Linked DNA regions of Homo sapiens: region 2 is linked to region 1. The links are chromatin loops, found by intact Hi-C in ENCODE. Cell type or tissue: Calu3. All regions are shown on one strand. Links, peaks and the distances in the headings refer to the core of each region. The heading gives the core; the rest is flanking DNA. Region 1 overlaps LRIG3-DT (LRIG3 divergent transcript). Region 2 overlaps LRIG3-DT (LRIG3 divergent transcript).

What was found. A loop is a pair of places that touch in the nucleus more often than their neighbours do. Peaks named below come from ENCODE experiments on the same cell type or tissue, not always from the same donor. Only the 100,000 strongest peaks of a DNase experiment are listed, where the experiment ranks them.
Region 2: a loop joins it to region 1, with 3 times the contacts of the local background. A loop is called at or near these places in 1 of 110 quality-filtered maps.

Annotation. Positions count from the first base shown.
Region 1 is chr12:59,033,450-59,041,602 of GRCh38, forward strand. The region is part of intron 2 of LRIG3-DT (LRIG3 divergent transcript); the gene reads left to right. Among named protein-coding and RNA genes, the nearest start is that of LRIG3-DT, 120 kb to the left of the region's middle. In Calu3, for the core only: no CTCF peak of the experiment used is centred there; DNase peaks (open chromatin) are centred at 3,752, 4,032 and 4,122.
Region 2 is chr12:58,938,799-58,946,951 of GRCh38, forward strand. All of the region lies in intron 2 of LRIG3-DT (LRIG3 divergent transcript), which reads left to right. Among named protein-coding and RNA genes, the nearest start is that of LRIG3-DT, 22 kb to the left of the region's middle. In Calu3, for the core only: no CTCF peak of the experiment used is centred there; a DNase peak (open chromatin) is centred at 3,723.

The DNA.
Region 1 (8,153 bases), core at 2,600-5,099:
GGGCAAAAATTTACTAGGAGAAGGATCCTTTATTTTTCTCTTGTCTAGGGTAAGGACATAATGCTTAAAAGTTGATGTGGTTTGGCTGTGTTCCCACCCAAAATTCATCTTGAATTGTAGCTCCCATAATCCCTACATGCCATGGGAGGAACCCAGTGGGAGGTGGGTTCCCCATTGAATAATGGGGGTGGGGTTTTTTTATGCTGTTCTCGTGATAGTGAATAAGTCTCACGTTATCTGATGGTCTTATAAATGGGAGTTCCCCTGCACATGCTCTCTCTCTTGCCTGCCACCATGTAAGATATGCCTTTGCTCCTCCCTCATCTTGCACCATGATTGTGAGGCCTCCCCAGCTGGATTGGATTGTGAGTCCATTAAATCTCTTTTCTTTTATGAAATACCCAGCCTCAGGTATGTCTTTATTAGCAGCTTAAGAACGGATTAATACAAAAGTGTAGCTCCGCTCATGCAATTATGAGGATGTGTATGCTGATGCCAGAAAATAGAGGGAGCCTAGGCCCTGAATTCTGTCACTGAGCTGGCATAGCCTCTATGGACTGCCATCACCACACTACTTGTTGCAGGAAACAATAAGCACCTTTTTGTTTAAAGCAATGTAGTACATTTTTCTGTAACTTGCATACAAATCATAATTGATAAACTTCCTAAGGCCTGGATATGATACTTTTTGTAAATGTGATTTAAGATTATATGGGCTTTTAAATCATCCATATCATATAAACACTGTAATTCATTCAATCACAGTGAAATTTTTCCTAATTTTCAAATGTATCTTCTGTGATAAGTATTTATAATTTCAAATTGTAAAACACAGAAATAATTTTACTCCATTTCCTAAGACCTGCCTATTCTGTATACCTGCTTTTCTTTCCTATGTTATTAAAAAAAAGAAGAAAAATCAACATCTAATAAATCGATAGAGAAAAACATGGCAGAAAATTTTCAAAGCTCTAAAGCTAGATTGTAGAGTAGGATAAACAGAAGAATAAACCAGGATTTAAACACAGTTTTCTTCTAGTAAGGACAATAAAGCATATTCCCAAGTATAGATAAAGCAGGCTGAGTGAAACCATGCTCTGAAATAATAATTAGTACAATTTTAAGGTCTATAACTGTTTCCTACTCTTATCCAACAACGGCATAGAGTGACTCTAGTCAAGTAGAAATGATGGTGTGTGTGTATGTGTTCAGTTTAAAGAGTGTTCAAGATGAAGTCCTACCCAACTCTGGTTCCATGTGGTGTATGTATGGCATGAATAGATGTAGAAATTCCCCTTCCCAGAAAGGAGAACCAAGGAGACCTGATGTCAGGGCAAGTAAAAGGCCAAATGGAAATCCTTGGGTCAGGAGTCATTGTGGACCCTGTGGGCATCAGCAGCAGGTGTAGGCAAGTGTATTAAGGCTCGGGGAGCACCAGTAGATGCAGAGGGAAAAGAAACCTTCGCCTAAAGGTCAAGTGCAGCAACACAGCTCAGTGAGACCAGTGAGGAGCTGAGGACTGAAAATGTCTCAGGGACCTCTCACTCCTGCCACCATAATGATTTCTAGAAATCTCATTGCTTAGAAACTACTTGGGAAGAAAGGAGAAGGTGAAGGGATGGGAGATAACCAAGAAAGCATGTGCACTTAAATAGACCAAGTTAATCTGCAGAAGGCTAAGCTTGAAACAGAAGTAGAGTATGTTACTTAGAATGGGTCTTTTTTTCCATTACTGTTCAAAGAAATAGGGGCTTATAATTAGATTTCATTTCCTAATGTAATTACATCTTAAATTATATCTGATTTATGGTGTGTAAATTTTAAAGCCACTTTAAATACAGATACTTGATTTAAGAAAGTGACATGTACAAAGTCAGATGAGGGTTTGAGAGGGGAGAGCTCACTTATAGTTGGGAGCTTAAAAGGCGACATTTGAACAAAGCCATAAAGGATGTGTATGATTTTTAACAGGAGAGAAAAGGAAGAGTGAAGAAGGGTATTTTAGAGGCATGATGCTGGAGTAGAGGAACAGGGGCAGCAAGGGAAAAGCAAGAAGCTTGTTGGTTGGAGGATATATATGTTGACAAAAGCATAAAGTTTCAAAATTGGAAAGGACTTTAGAAATATAAATTTTTGAAATCTGGTCTTCTCATCTTACAAATGAGAGCTCCATAATGTCATGCTCACATTGATAGTGAGGTTTAGTCTTGGCTCTCGTCACCAAGCACAGGTGAGTTCTTGATTTTCTACAACACCCTGCCAGGATTTCAGAGAGGAATAATGAAGGCTGTTATTTCACTGGCTCTGCTAAGTCACTGAATGTTTATGAGAGGATTTTAATGAAATCAGTCTGGTTGTAGAGTAAAAGGAAAGACTCAGGAAAGAAACAGATAGATTAAGGTCCAAGAGAAGTGCAGTTGTTTAGGGAAGAGGTCACAGAGCTAGGGTGGAGCAGTTGAAATAATTATAATTTTTGGATGATAACTATCATTTCTCACTAGGTTATTTCTTGAGGTTCTCTGGTTTTCTAGTGCCTAGAATAGTGTTCAGGAACCTTGAATGGACTATTTAATGAATGAGTGAGTAAACGCTAAAGTTAGTGGCCCTTCAGAAGGAAGTGTAAATGAAAAAAAAAAATACTTTTGTGTGTCCTTTATAGAACTTTTGTGGCTCCTTCAAAGGAGAAATGTTGAGTTTGAAGGAGAAATGTTAAGTTAGTTTGGACCTACTGGGTTTGATATAGAGCAGTGTATTCTACGTGGATTTCTCAATCAGGCCATTGGAATGTGGACCTGGAGCTGTGAGAAAGGTTAGGACTACAGATTTATAGATCTTGAAAAAAAAATCAGAAATATGGTGCCAGTGATTTTAAAGCTCTACACAGGGCTCTTCACATAACTAGCAAAATGAAAGCTGGTCCTTCTCTCAGCAAAGTGGACTGTGCCCTCCACTGAATATTTAGAACTTTCCTGTCTTAGATGCTGATCTCTCTTTCTGTGTTTTTTGTTTTGTTTTTGGGTTTTTGTTGTAGTGTTTTTCAGCACACATGCGAAAGTTCAGTAATCTTAACTCAGCGGTCATAGCTAAATCTGAAACTGAATAATGTATGGGTGTGGTGCTGTTTACTGGAACAAGTGGTTTATTTTATTGCCTAAATTTCAAATCCTTTAATATGTTTCCTAAGAAGTCATCTGATTTGGAAAATTATTGCAAAAATAAAACTGAAGAACAAGAACTAAACCTATGTCAGCCAGTTGAAGTGAATTATTCTGTATCTGTTTTTCTAGAATACATTTACTAATAGGAAATCAGTGTCTACCAATCTATACTAAATAAGTGTTGAACAAATATTTAAGTTATTAGTTTGAAGATGTGCTAGCATTGTAGCCTGCATGCCTGAGTCCTGCTCTTGATAGGGAGAAAAGAAAGAAAGAAAGAAGTGAATGAAATGAATAGTAGCCCACAAAGGAAGTTCAAGGAAAGGACTGTTTTTATGTTTTTTGAAGATGGGAGACCTCACATCAGCAAACAGCATTACAGCTATTGTCACATCCCAGATGTTTATTGTGTGGAATTAATGGCAGCAATGAGTGGAAGTGTTTTAGGCTTACTTTAACGTCACAACCCCCAGACTATGGATAAGCTGAGAGGCTTCACAGATCATCCTTTGAGAACCACCAGTCTGATGGCATCAACATTGACCTTGATGTCAAGGGACTCGCATTCTTGTTATGGTTCTGTCTGTGGCTAACCATATGTCCTGGGGAAAGTCATTTAGCGTCTGCTTTGGTTTCCTGTCTGAATACCTGACCCTTCCTGCTTTATGGGGATGTTGCAAAATGAGTAGAGAGAGGGTATGAGAGAATGCTTTGTATTCTTATAATAAAGGTGCTCTGTGATTCTAAAGGATTATTATTAATTCATCCAGAATAAAGAGTATAAACTAAGCTGAACAATAAATAGACCTGATGAAAGTGCTCACAGTTTCCTGCTTTGCATAACACACATCTCTGCCTTGGCTGCTGTTAGCACCAAATGATTCCAGCTACTTGTTCCAAATGTTTAATCAGTGATTTTCTGTGATGGCACATTTGGTAATGTTTAAAAGAATGTGCATAAAGATGAAACAAATGTTATCTGGGACAAGTTGATCCAAGGATAGGAGTTTTATAATTAAGAACAGTATTTTACGCACCACCACCACCACAAGCACCCAAACAACTGATTAAACGATGGAACAGTAACCAAGTGCAACCTGATGTTGGATTAAGATTAGCTCCATAAACAGCCAGCAGCAACATGTTAGCCTACAAAGGACTGAAGAATCTTGTGGCAAATCTTTAATTTGTGGCTAATGACTTAATCGATCTCATGCAATTTCAAAGTCAGAAAAATTTGAGGAAACAAATATATGAGAGGTTGAAGACCCAAAAATACAAGCCTTGCAACTTAAACCCTCAGCAGTTAAATTTATATTTAACAGTGATTAAGTATTGGGATCATATAAGGGGCCATAATTTCATCAGGAGGCATGAAAATGGCTATGTTCACTTTTTTAACTGAACTAAGCAGATTTAATGTTTTCCTAAGAAAGGATGCGAAATTCAACTGTTAGCAAGTCACAGATTATTCTAGTTGGCTTATGGTGGACTAAATAGAAACTTATTTTTAAGGGAGTGAATAAAAACATTTTTATTGGATACTTTCTATACTATCCCTGAATCTAAAAGTTTGTGATTTATAGGTTAACTATCCAAATTATATAAATATGAAAATTTTCTCCCTAAACTAGTTCATTAAAGAGTTAAAATGAAATTAACAATCTGACTCCTGCCTTCAGTTTAGCTTCATCTCCAGCTGCTCCTAAGAAGCCCAGCCATCAAGCCAACTGTGACAAGGTTTCTGAAGCTGCCGTGATTTTATAGGGGGTTGCCTCTGCCTGGAATGCCCTTTTCTTCCCCTGTCTGGCTAACTCCTGCTCAGGCTTAGAGAATCAAATCATCATTGCTTCATCTGTGAAGACCTCCACAAGCCCACTCTCACCATCTCTGCTGCATCACAAATGAGGTCTGTCCTCTTCCTTTATGTTCCCAGAGCTTTATACATTTGTCTTTATTTTACCCTGTATTGACTTTTCTAAACTTGCCTAGCCTCCCAACCCTATAAAGCTAGAGATCAATAAGCTATATTTTCAGTTTTTGATCAACCTTCTTCTCTGTCTCTATCACACACAGTTTCCTTCTGCAATTTTCATCTCACTTTCTTCTAGATCTACCCAGTATTGCAGACTTTGGGCTTGTTTCTTCACCTTAGTGTTCAATTTAGCCTTTGAATCACTTGATGCATTTAACTCAATTTCACTCTGAAGTGGATCTTTCTGCTTCAGTCCACCTTCATTGTGATTTCCTAGTCTAGCCTGAACTCTCACCTCTAGCACCTAAATCTACCTTGGATCTACTCGAATCCCAGTAGGATAGGGATGGAGGTAGAAAAGGCAGCTAAGGCATAGCTATAATAGCTAGTTACTTGTCTGTCTTCTCCAATTGACTACAAGTTCTTTGAGGGCAGGACTTTTGTTATTTTAATCTTGGCATCTAGAGGATCTGGCACAGTTCCTAGTACATCGTAAATGCTTGATAAATATTTATAGAATATATACAATTTATGTATTTTTAAAATTACTAAAAGGGAAATAAAATTTATTTATTTGCCACTTATTAATTTTAAAATAAATACATAAGAATTATTTGTTTTATTAAATAAATAAATAAGCTTCATTTATTTGCCATTTATTAAATGACAAACTTGGAGCATGGTATTACTTTGATATTTTAATCACTCCATTAGGAAATGTATTCTTCAACCAGGACAAAGTACGTTTATTTACAAGGAAGCCAGATGAAAGTATATAGATATATTGGTCCAAATGAAGCCCTCCTCTTTCTTCTCTCTGTTCTTTGCCAATGCAGGGGCATTTGATAGCTCTGAGAAACCTACTTTGAAAGCCTACTAGTTATCTAGCAGACTGATTTTCCTGTTTTTTAGTTCTTTATTTGTAACCTGTCACCATCTAGAATGGGGAACTCCAACATGAAGGCTGGCCTCTGGTTTACTTGCTGAGGAGACTAGAATCTGGCCCACAAATTCAGATCCTTCGCTGGCTTACTATTCCCTGTGAACTAAGTTCCTAGATAGCAGTGTCCACCATGCTGATCACTTATATCCCCAGCATTAAGCACAATGTCTATAACACAGTAGATGCTCAATATATGTATTTGTTGAAAGAGTTAATGATAACCTCCAGGGCTCTTGTTTGCCAAACATCTCCTGCTCTGGGTCCTTTGTCATCGGCCATACCCAGCCACTGGGAGACCACTATTCCACTAGGCAAACATTGCATCCTGCACATGCACGCAGACCATCTCTGAACTTTGTATGCTGTATCTGGTGCATCTGGCTGTGCTTTCTGAGCCGATTTCTATAGTCAGTGCTCTCAGTACTGGTTCCCTCTAATGTTCTGGGTTCAAATCACAGGCTACCTATCTCTTTGTTCCCCAAGCCCAAAGTGGTTCATTAACATCTCTTGTCTGTGATACTCTTTTTGATACTGAACATCTCTTAGCACCCAACTGGCCCACCAATGCTGGCTGAATGGAATTAAATTTAAATTTGCATGGCTGCGTGCTCCTCTCCCTGTGTTCTCAGGGACGGTGCTCAGAGGCCCTCTGATGAGATGGGAGAAGAACCTGTCATGGGCTAGGTTCAGGCCTCTGCATGCTGCTTGTGCAATCTTACAGATTCTTCATAAGCTTTGGGATAGGCCAGTTCAACAGGAACCCATGTCCTTAATAGGAAGTTATGAATTTTAACTAAGGTTAAGATTAAATTAATAATACATTAAACCAGATCTGCTTCCTAATTATCATTCTAGGTTGAAGCAAGTTTTTAGAAGTGAGGCAAAGTCAATGATTTCATTCAGATTTTGGATAGCCAGAATTCCAGGAGACCCAGACTCTTCCCTCCCACCTCCCTTCCAAGTCACTCCCTGCTGAAATAAGCCATGGCGGGAAAAGTTGTATTGTCTGTTTTGATATAATTTTTAGATCTCTTCTTCCTAAGTTCATTAAAGCTTTTTTTCCCCCTCCTGTAACAGTACGTTGTTAGCCTTGGGGTTCTGGCCAAGTTCCAATTTGAGCAATTAATTTTATTTCAGTGCTCAGCCCTCCCTGAAGTTTCAGACAGGAAAGGTGCGTTCTTTGTCTTCCTCAGCAAGTCACTCCTGATGGTGAAGCAGCTGTTGCTGCCTTCCCAGAGGAGAGAAGGTTGAGAATTGGTGAGAAAGCTTCCTGGCTCTTTGAGGGAGCTGCTTGCAGAGTGATCTGGGACAAAAGGCATCCTTGGGAATGTGAGGCTTTTTTTCTTTTTTTTTTTTTTTTTAACTACAGCAGTCTCCAAGCCATCCATCACTCCTCTTTTGAACCACTGGCTTAGCACAGAACAAAATGGGAAGTGATTGTGTTTTCTTGAAGAGCTGTTTCTGAATGTGATGGCTTCCTTTGAAGCCCAGTCAAAGGGATGTTTTTATTTTGTTTTTGTTTTCCTGAAATCCCACCAGTTTCCCTCACCTCCTACAAGACCTCACACCACAGCCTACCATCATGCCTGATACCTAAGTAGCTGCCTTCACAGCTAACAAAAGACAAAGAAAACACAGATGCAGATTATTCTAAAGGAGTAAGTTAAAGAAATGAAAGGGGCTTCCTTTTTAAGTTCAAATAGCAAAAGCAACTAATATACTTTGGAAAGCACACGCGATAACACAACACCCAAATTCACTTGGAGAGGTTCCCTGTGACATGCTCTAACAAGTCAGAAATTCAGTAAGTGTAGTTATATCCTGCAAGTGATTTTGAAAAGGTGTAGAGAATAACCCTTTCTAGATGCATACTCTATGTTTTACTTGGCCCAGACAACAGTGTTTGATGGAATGATAATTGGATGTTGATGAAAAACATCAATCATCATTGCATTGTGACTTGAGTTATATTTGTTTAATGTTAAACTTTCAGTTGTGAAATAAACCATTCCGGCTGGGGAACAGATGATTTTGTTTCTAAAACTTCATTCTTTCACTTATTAGGCAAGAGTGAGTC
Region 2 (8,153 bases), core at 2,698-5,197, 95 kb before region 1:
ATCGGAAAAGTCCATAAGCATATGAAAAGATGATAAACATCATTAGTAATGAAGTAAAATATAATTTAATATATTTACATGTTAAATCACAATGAGGTATTTTATTATGCACCAAATTGCCAAAGATTTTCAAAGTCAGAAAATATCAAGTGTTTACATGGATATAGGACAGAGACTGGCTAACTTTCCGTAAAGAGCCAGATAGTAATTATTTTAGGATTTGCATAAATTTTCTCATAACTACTTGACTGTGCTGTTGTATTACAAAAGCAGCTGCACACAATAACTCACCAAATGAACATAATTTTCTTCCAATAAACCTTTATTTACATAAACAGGCAGCAAACTTGATTGGGTTCATGGCTGAGATTTGCTGATCTCTGATGTGGAGGAAAACAGAAATCACGTGGGAGTATAAATTGGTATAAACCTTGGAAATAATCTTTGAAACTAGTTTGTGTACAGTGTATCCTGGCATGTACTATATAGGAACTCCAGCATATGTACACCAAAGAGGAATGTACAAGAATGTTCATGGCAGTTTGCTTATAATAACAAAATAACAGAACAACTTGTTTTAGCCTATTCAGGCTGCTATAATAATATATCATAAATTGGGTAGCTTGTGAGCAACAGGAAATTTATTTCTCACAGTTCTGGAGGCTGGGAAGTCAAAGATCAAGGTGCCAGCAGGTTCAACATCTGATAAGGGCCTGTTCACAGACAGCACTTTCTCACTGTGTCCTCACTTGGCAAAGGGTGGGAGTCCCTCTTGGATCTTCTTTATAAGGGCACTATCCCATTTATGAGGGCTCTTCCCAGGTGACCTACCACGCTCTCAAAGGCCTCACCTCCTTGTATCACTACATTGGTTATACACATTCAGATTATATGCTATAGCATGATACGGTTAGGCTTTGTGTTCCCGCCCAAATTTTATCTTGAATTATAATTCCCATAATCCACACTTGTCGAGGGAGAGACCAGGTGGAGGTAATTAAATCATAGGAGAACTTTCCCCCATGCTGTTCTTGTGATAGTGAGTGAGTTCTCACGAGACCTGATGGTTTTATAAGGAGCTCTTCCCCTTCACTCAGTTCTCCTTCCTGCTGCTGTGTGAAGAAGGTGCCTTGTTTCTCTCTAGCCTTCCACCGTGATTGTAAGTTTACTGAGGCCTCCCCACCCATGCAGAACTGAGAGTCAATTAAACTTCTTTCCTTTATAAGTTACCCAGTCTCAGGTATGTCTTTATTGGCAGTGTGAGAATGGACTAATACACAGCATAACTCACATTATATCATCAGTAACATGGATAAATGTATTTTGTAATGTTGATACAAAGAAATGCTATGCAACAGAGCTAGACGCAGTAATTCCTGGATGCATCTGAAAAACATAGTATTGTAAAAAAGGAGTGATCACCAAGGAATATGTACAGTATGAGCCCATTTGAATAAAGTACAAATAAACAGACAACACTAAAATACATATGTGTGTGTGTGTGTGTATATATATGTATATATAATTTGAATCACATGCTATGTGACCACACTAAATTGAGAAGCAAGACAATAATTAGTACAAACTTTAGGAATGTGTTCACCTCTTGGGGGAAGGACAGACTGAGATCTGGGAAGGCCAAACAAGGGCTTCTAAAATACTGGGAATGTTCTCTTTCTCAGTGAAGTTAGTAGACCTTTAGTTGTTGGTTTCATTTTATTCCTTAAATGCTAAGTATGTATTTTATATACTCTTGCATATGTGATATTTTGTAACAATATATCAATTCAACTGCAGTCTGAAATCAAATTAAATTACGTTTCAGGAAGATCACTCTGGCAGAGGTATTTGGTACGAACTAGAAGAGGAGGAAAGTAGTGTCAGGAAGACTAGGTTAGGAGAATATTATAGTATTCCCTGCATAAGGAGTGGTAGTCATGTAATTTGAGAAAAAGGAGTGCCTTTAATAAATGTTTTGAGGTAAGGATGTAAAGATATTAGGTAGAGGTGATGGAAAGGATAGATAAGCCTAGGAAATTATTGTTGTTGTTGTTAACAATTTGGACCTTTTTAAAAATAGTTTTTGAGTACTTAATGAAAATATTTAAGAAAATGAGAGGAAAAAGCTATTGGAGAACTTTAGAGTGATCTAACCAAGTAATTATCCCTCCAAAGGAGCCTAAATGAAATGTTTACTTGAATGAACACAAAACAGAAGAAACAAAACAAAGTCTTGTTGTAGCAGTTCCCGAGGAAAGTTGAAGAGCATTTATTTTGATATAAAATAATGAAAGAATGGGTCACATTAATAATATCTAATGAATAAAGACCAAATACCTGGTACCATGCAATTAGTAGCTACTTAGAACATGAAAAGGTAGGGAGAAATGTTATCAACTTACATGGTGGCTAAGCCCTGGGTTCAAATCCTAAGTGATCTTTGGCAATGTTTTGAGAGTTTCTAAGGCTCGGTTTCCAATCTATAGAACAGGTATAATAGTATCTATTTCAGACAGTTTTTTGTGAGACTTAGTGTTTTTAATGTGCTCACTAGATCGCATAGCATACAATCAAAATATAAGTGACAAGAAAAATACAATGACTTTACATAATTAGCAACAATTGCGCTATTAAAAAATAACTGTTAGGTTTCTTTTTCTAATATCATTTTGGTTTGTTTCTAAAGTTTTTATAAGTGGAACTATCAGCCACTTGGGTTTTCTGCTTTGTTTTGCTGGAATTGCTCTCTTCCTCTGTCACTTTAACGAAACATTGGCTAAAATGTTGACTTTGTTTTATCTCATGCCTTGATACATTTCCTTATCTTTCAGTGACTTTTGAAAGGGTATATTCACTTAGTAAGGCTAGTTATAATTTCACAGAAAATGTCTTTCTCTCCTGTGACAGGGGTGTATTTTTAGGAAAAATAAAAAGTAAGTATACATCTTACTTCTAGCCACCTGCAAGAGAAAAATGAGTAGAAACGGGGTGTACATGCATTTAAATTTTGCTACTCCAGCTTCCCTTTCCTGTAGGAAACTCAGTTATAGTTTTAAAAAAACAAAAGAATAGATGAAAAGAAGGAAATGGAAAGCCCTTGGGGGAAGGAAGAATGTCACCGTTTGGAGTGAATAACTTAAATCGGCTACTGATACAGCTTAAGTTGAAGTTGTCGTTGCTTTTCCTGTTTTATTTTTTATAGGGTACATTCAACCTTTAATGGTTCAAAACTTATTTTTTCCACTTAATAGTAAAAACTATAAAGTCATGTCTTAACTGTATGAATGGGGATTACTTTAGGATTTTTTAAAGAGGCATTGCCTTGGGAGAAAAACACATATAGTCTTCAAGGTGAAACTTAAAATATTACCTTTAAATTCTTAATTATATTTTATGGAGATAATACTTCAGTCTTACTTGACTTTTGAATTAGATTGTTTAACACTTGGGGATATACACAGCTGCTATAAGAAATTAACTTTAGAAATATTTTAAAAGAAAATTGGAAAAAGAAAGAAAATGAAAATTTGTCTTCTCTATGAAAACCTAAATCTCTGTAGTCATTTTCTCAAACTGATCCAGCAGTAATATGTTGATTGCCATATTTGTAATATTTTGTTTTTTATTTTTATATTTAATATATATTTTTTAAGACAAGGTTTCACTGTGTCGCTGAGGTTAGTGTATAGTGGCAAGATCATAGCTCACTGGAAGCTCCAATCCCTGGGCTCAAGCGATCCTCCCTCCTCAGCTTCCTCAGTTGCATGTGACCACACCCAGCTAGTAATATTTTAATAGTAAGTTATGAATCACCAAACTATATCTATATAGTGCTTTAGTTATAGGTAGTTTTGCTATGTTTTATAAAAGAAGACAAGTTAGGTTTTCCTAAAGATATAGCCAGTCTTTTTCCTTTTTGGGGGGTTAGTGGGGGTGAGCTAATCACTTCTATTTATAATTTGCTTTCATTCACTTGCACTTCTTATATAGGTTTTCAGATGTCAACCTAAGTAAATACTGAAAAAAAGAAAAATCAAATACATACATATGGAAAATCAGAATCATTCTTATGAAGAAACTCATTCATTAGAAAAATTTGAAAATGGTTTCCTACCACTTCCTTCAAAACTAGGAGAAAATAAGTGGTGACCAAAACCGTAAGACTAGAAGCATGGATAAATTCAATTAGCAATTAAAATTTTTTTTCATTTTGGTAAAATCCAGTCAAAGTAAGTTATAGACTCTTAAACTAAATTATTTTAATACGCATTTTGCTTTTTGCCTGTTACGTAGACAGGAGCCAACCTCAATGTCAGTTTGGTGGGATATGAATCAGGTAGTTACAGTGCCCACAGCTCTTTCTGTTGGTGGCATGAAATGTAGTGAGCTGTGGACTGAGTTGTAATCCTGTTTACTCAGGCTATTTACTATCTCCCAATGATAAAGGATGCAGTAATACCCAAGACTGGCAGAAAAACACAGGAGTGTGAGTAAATAAAACCAAAAATGAGATGTAGGCCCAGGCTTATTAACCCCACAGCAATGAAAAGATGACGACAGAGTCTAGACTTTACTCTCCAAGCCTGATAAATGATTATAATGGCCAGTACTTTTCAGTGTTTGCCATACCCTAGACCTGGAGTCTGCTACCCCTGGGCCATGGACAGGTAGCAGTCCGAGGCCTGTTGGCAGCTGGGCCACACAGCAGGAGGTGAGCGGTGGCTGATGGAGCATTACCACCTGATCTTTACCTTCTGTCGGATCAACCTTGGCATTAGATTCTCACAGGAGTTTGAACCCTATTGTGAACTGTGCATGCAAGAGATCTAGGTTGCATGCCCCTTAGGAAAATCTAACTCATGCCTGATGATCTGAGGTAGAACAGTTTCATCCCCAAACCACCTCCTTGCTTCCTGTCCTTGTAAAAATTGTCTTTCATCAAACCAGTCCCTGGTGCCAAAATGGTTGGGACCACTGCCCTAGACACTTGACTAAGAACTTCTTCCTGTTTTTTTTTTTTAGATGGAGTCTCGCTCTGTAGCCCAGGCTGGAATGCAGTGGTGCGATCTCTGCTCACTGCAACCTCCACCTCCCAGGTTCAAGCAGTTTTCCTGCCTCAACCTCCCAAGTAGCTGGGATTACAGATGTGTGCCACCACACCCAGCTAATTTTTGTATTTTTAGTAGAGACGGGGTTTCACAATATTGGCCAGACTGTTCTCGAACTCCTGACCTTGTGATCCACCTGCCTCAGCCTCCCAAAGTTGCTGGGATTACAAGGGTGAACTACCATGCCCAGGCAAGAACTTCATATAACTTATATTGTGTCTTGTTCCTCCTGATAATATTGTATAGTAATTACTCTTATTATTATCATTCCATCAATGGGGAAACTGAGGCCGAGTGAAGCTAAATAAATTTGCTTAAAGTTACAAGCTAAGTAAATGAAGGAGCTAGCTTTTGAACTTAGAAGCAATACTTTCTTTATTTTTCCATAAGTTATTGGGGTATTTGGTTACATGAGTAAGTTCTGTAGTGGTGATTTGTGAGATTTTGGTGCACCCATCACCCAAGCAGTATACACTGCACCATATTTGTAGTCTTTTATCCCTGTCCCCCTCCTACTCTTCCCCCCATGTCCCCAAAGTCCATTTTATCATTCTTATGCCTTTGTGTCCTCATAGATTAGCTCTCACATGTCAGTGAGAACATATGATGTACGGTTTTCCATTCCTGAGTTACTTCACTTAGAATAATAGTCTCCAGTCTCATCCAGGTCACTGCAAATGCTGTTAATTCATTGCTTTTTATGGCTGAGTAGTATTCCATCATTCATATATATATATATATATATATATTATATATATATATATATACACACACACACACACACACACACACACACATTTTATTACATTAAGGTATGTCCCTCGTATGCCGATTTTGCTGAGAGTTTTAAACATAAAGGGATACTGGATTTTGTTGAATGCTTTTTCTGCATCTATTGAGATGATCATGTGATTTTTGTTTTTAATTCTGTTTATGTGGTGTATCACATTTACTGAATCGCATATGTCAAAACATCCCTGCATCCTTGATATGAAACCCACTTGATCATGGTGGATTATCTTTCTGTTATGTTATTGGATTTGGTTAGCTAGTATTTTGTTAAGGATTTTAGCATCAATGTTCATCAAGGATTTCAGTTGGTAGGTTTTTTTCTTTATACTTTAAGTTCTAGGGTACATGTGCACAACATGCAGGTTTGTTACATATGTATACATGTGCCATGTTGGTGTGCTGCACCCATTAACTCGTCATTTACATTAGGTATTTCTCCTAATGCTATCCCTACCTCCTCCTCCTACCCCACAACAGGCCCTGGTGTGTGATGTTCCCCACCCTGCGTCCAAGTGTTCCCATTGTTCAATTCCCACCTATGAGTGAGAACATGCGGTGTTTGGTTTTCTGTCCTTGTGATAGTTTGCTCAGAATGATGATTTCCAGCTTCATCCATGTCCCTACAAAGGACATGAACTCATCCTTTTTTATGGCTGCATAGTATTCTGTAGTGTATATGGGCCACATTTTCTTAATCCAGTCTATCATTGATGGACTTTTGGGTTGGTTCCATGACTTTGCTATTGTGAATAGTGCTGCAGTAAACATATGTGTGCATGTGTCTTTACAGCAGAATGATTTATAATCCTTCGGGTATATACCCAGTAATGGGATGGCTGGGTCAAATGGTATTTCTAGTTCTAGATCCTTGAGGAATCACCACACTGTCTTCCACAATGGTTGGACTACTTTACAGTCCCACCAACAGTGTAAAAATGTTCCTATTTCTCCACATCCTCTCCAGCACCTGTTGTTTCCTGACTTTTTAATGATCACCATTCTAACTGGTATGAGATGATATCTCATTGTGGTTTTGATTTGCATTTCTCTGATGGCCAGTGATGATGAGCATTTTTTCATGTGTCGGTTGGCTGCATAAATGTCTTCTTTTGAGAAGTGTCTGTTCATATCCTTTTCCCACTTTTTCTGTGCAGAAGCTCTTTAGTTTAATTAGATCCCATTTGTCAATGTTGGCTTTTGTTGCCATTGCTTTTGGTGTTTTAGTCGTGAAGTCCTTGCCCATGCCTATGTCCTGAATGGTATTGCCTAGGTTTTCTTCTAGGGTTTTTATGGTTTTAGGTCTAACGTTTAAGTCTTTAATCCATCTTGAATTAATTTTTGTATAAGGTGTAAGGAAGGGATCCAGTTTCAGCTTTCTACATATGGCTAGCCAGTTTTCCCAGCACCATTTATTAAATAGGGAATCCTTTCCCCATTTCTTGTTTTTGTCAGGTTTGTCAAAGATCAGATGGTTGTAGATGTGTGGTATTATTTCTGAGGGCTGTGTTCTGTTCCGTTAGTCTATATCTCTGTTTGGTACCAGTACCATGCTGTTTTGGTTACTGTAGCCTTGTAGTATAGTTTGAAGTCAGGTAGCGTGATGCCTCCAGCTTTGTTCTTTTGGCTTACTGTAGCCTTGTAGTATAGTTTGAAGTCAGGTAGCGTGATGCCTCCAGCTTTGTTCTTTTGGCTTACTGTAGCCTTGTAGTATAGTTTGAAGTCAGGTAGCGTGATGCCTCCAGCTTTGTTCTTTTGGCTTACTGTAGCCTTGTAGTATAGTTTGAAGTCAGGTAGCGTGATGCCTCCAGCTTTGTTCTTTTGGCTTAGGATTGTCTTGGCAATGAGGGCTCTTTTTTGGTTCCATATGAACTTTGAAAGTATTATTATTTTTTTTTTGGTTATGTCCTTTCCTGGTTTTGGTATTAGGGTGATGCTGGCTTCATAAAATGAATTATGGAGGGTTCTTTCTTTCTCTATCTCATGGAATAGTGTCAAAAGGATTGGTACCAATTCTTCTTTGAATGTCTAGTAGAATTCTGCTGTGAATCCATCTGGTCCTTGACTTTTTTTTTTGTTGGTAATTTTTAAATTGCCATTTCAATCTCGTTGCTTGTTATTGCTTTGTTCAGGGTATCTAATTCTTCCTGATTTAAGGTAGGAGCATTGTATTTTTCCAGGATTTTATCCATCTCTTCTAGGTTTTCTAGTTTATGTGCATAAAGTTGTTCATAGTAGCCTTGAATTATCTTTTGT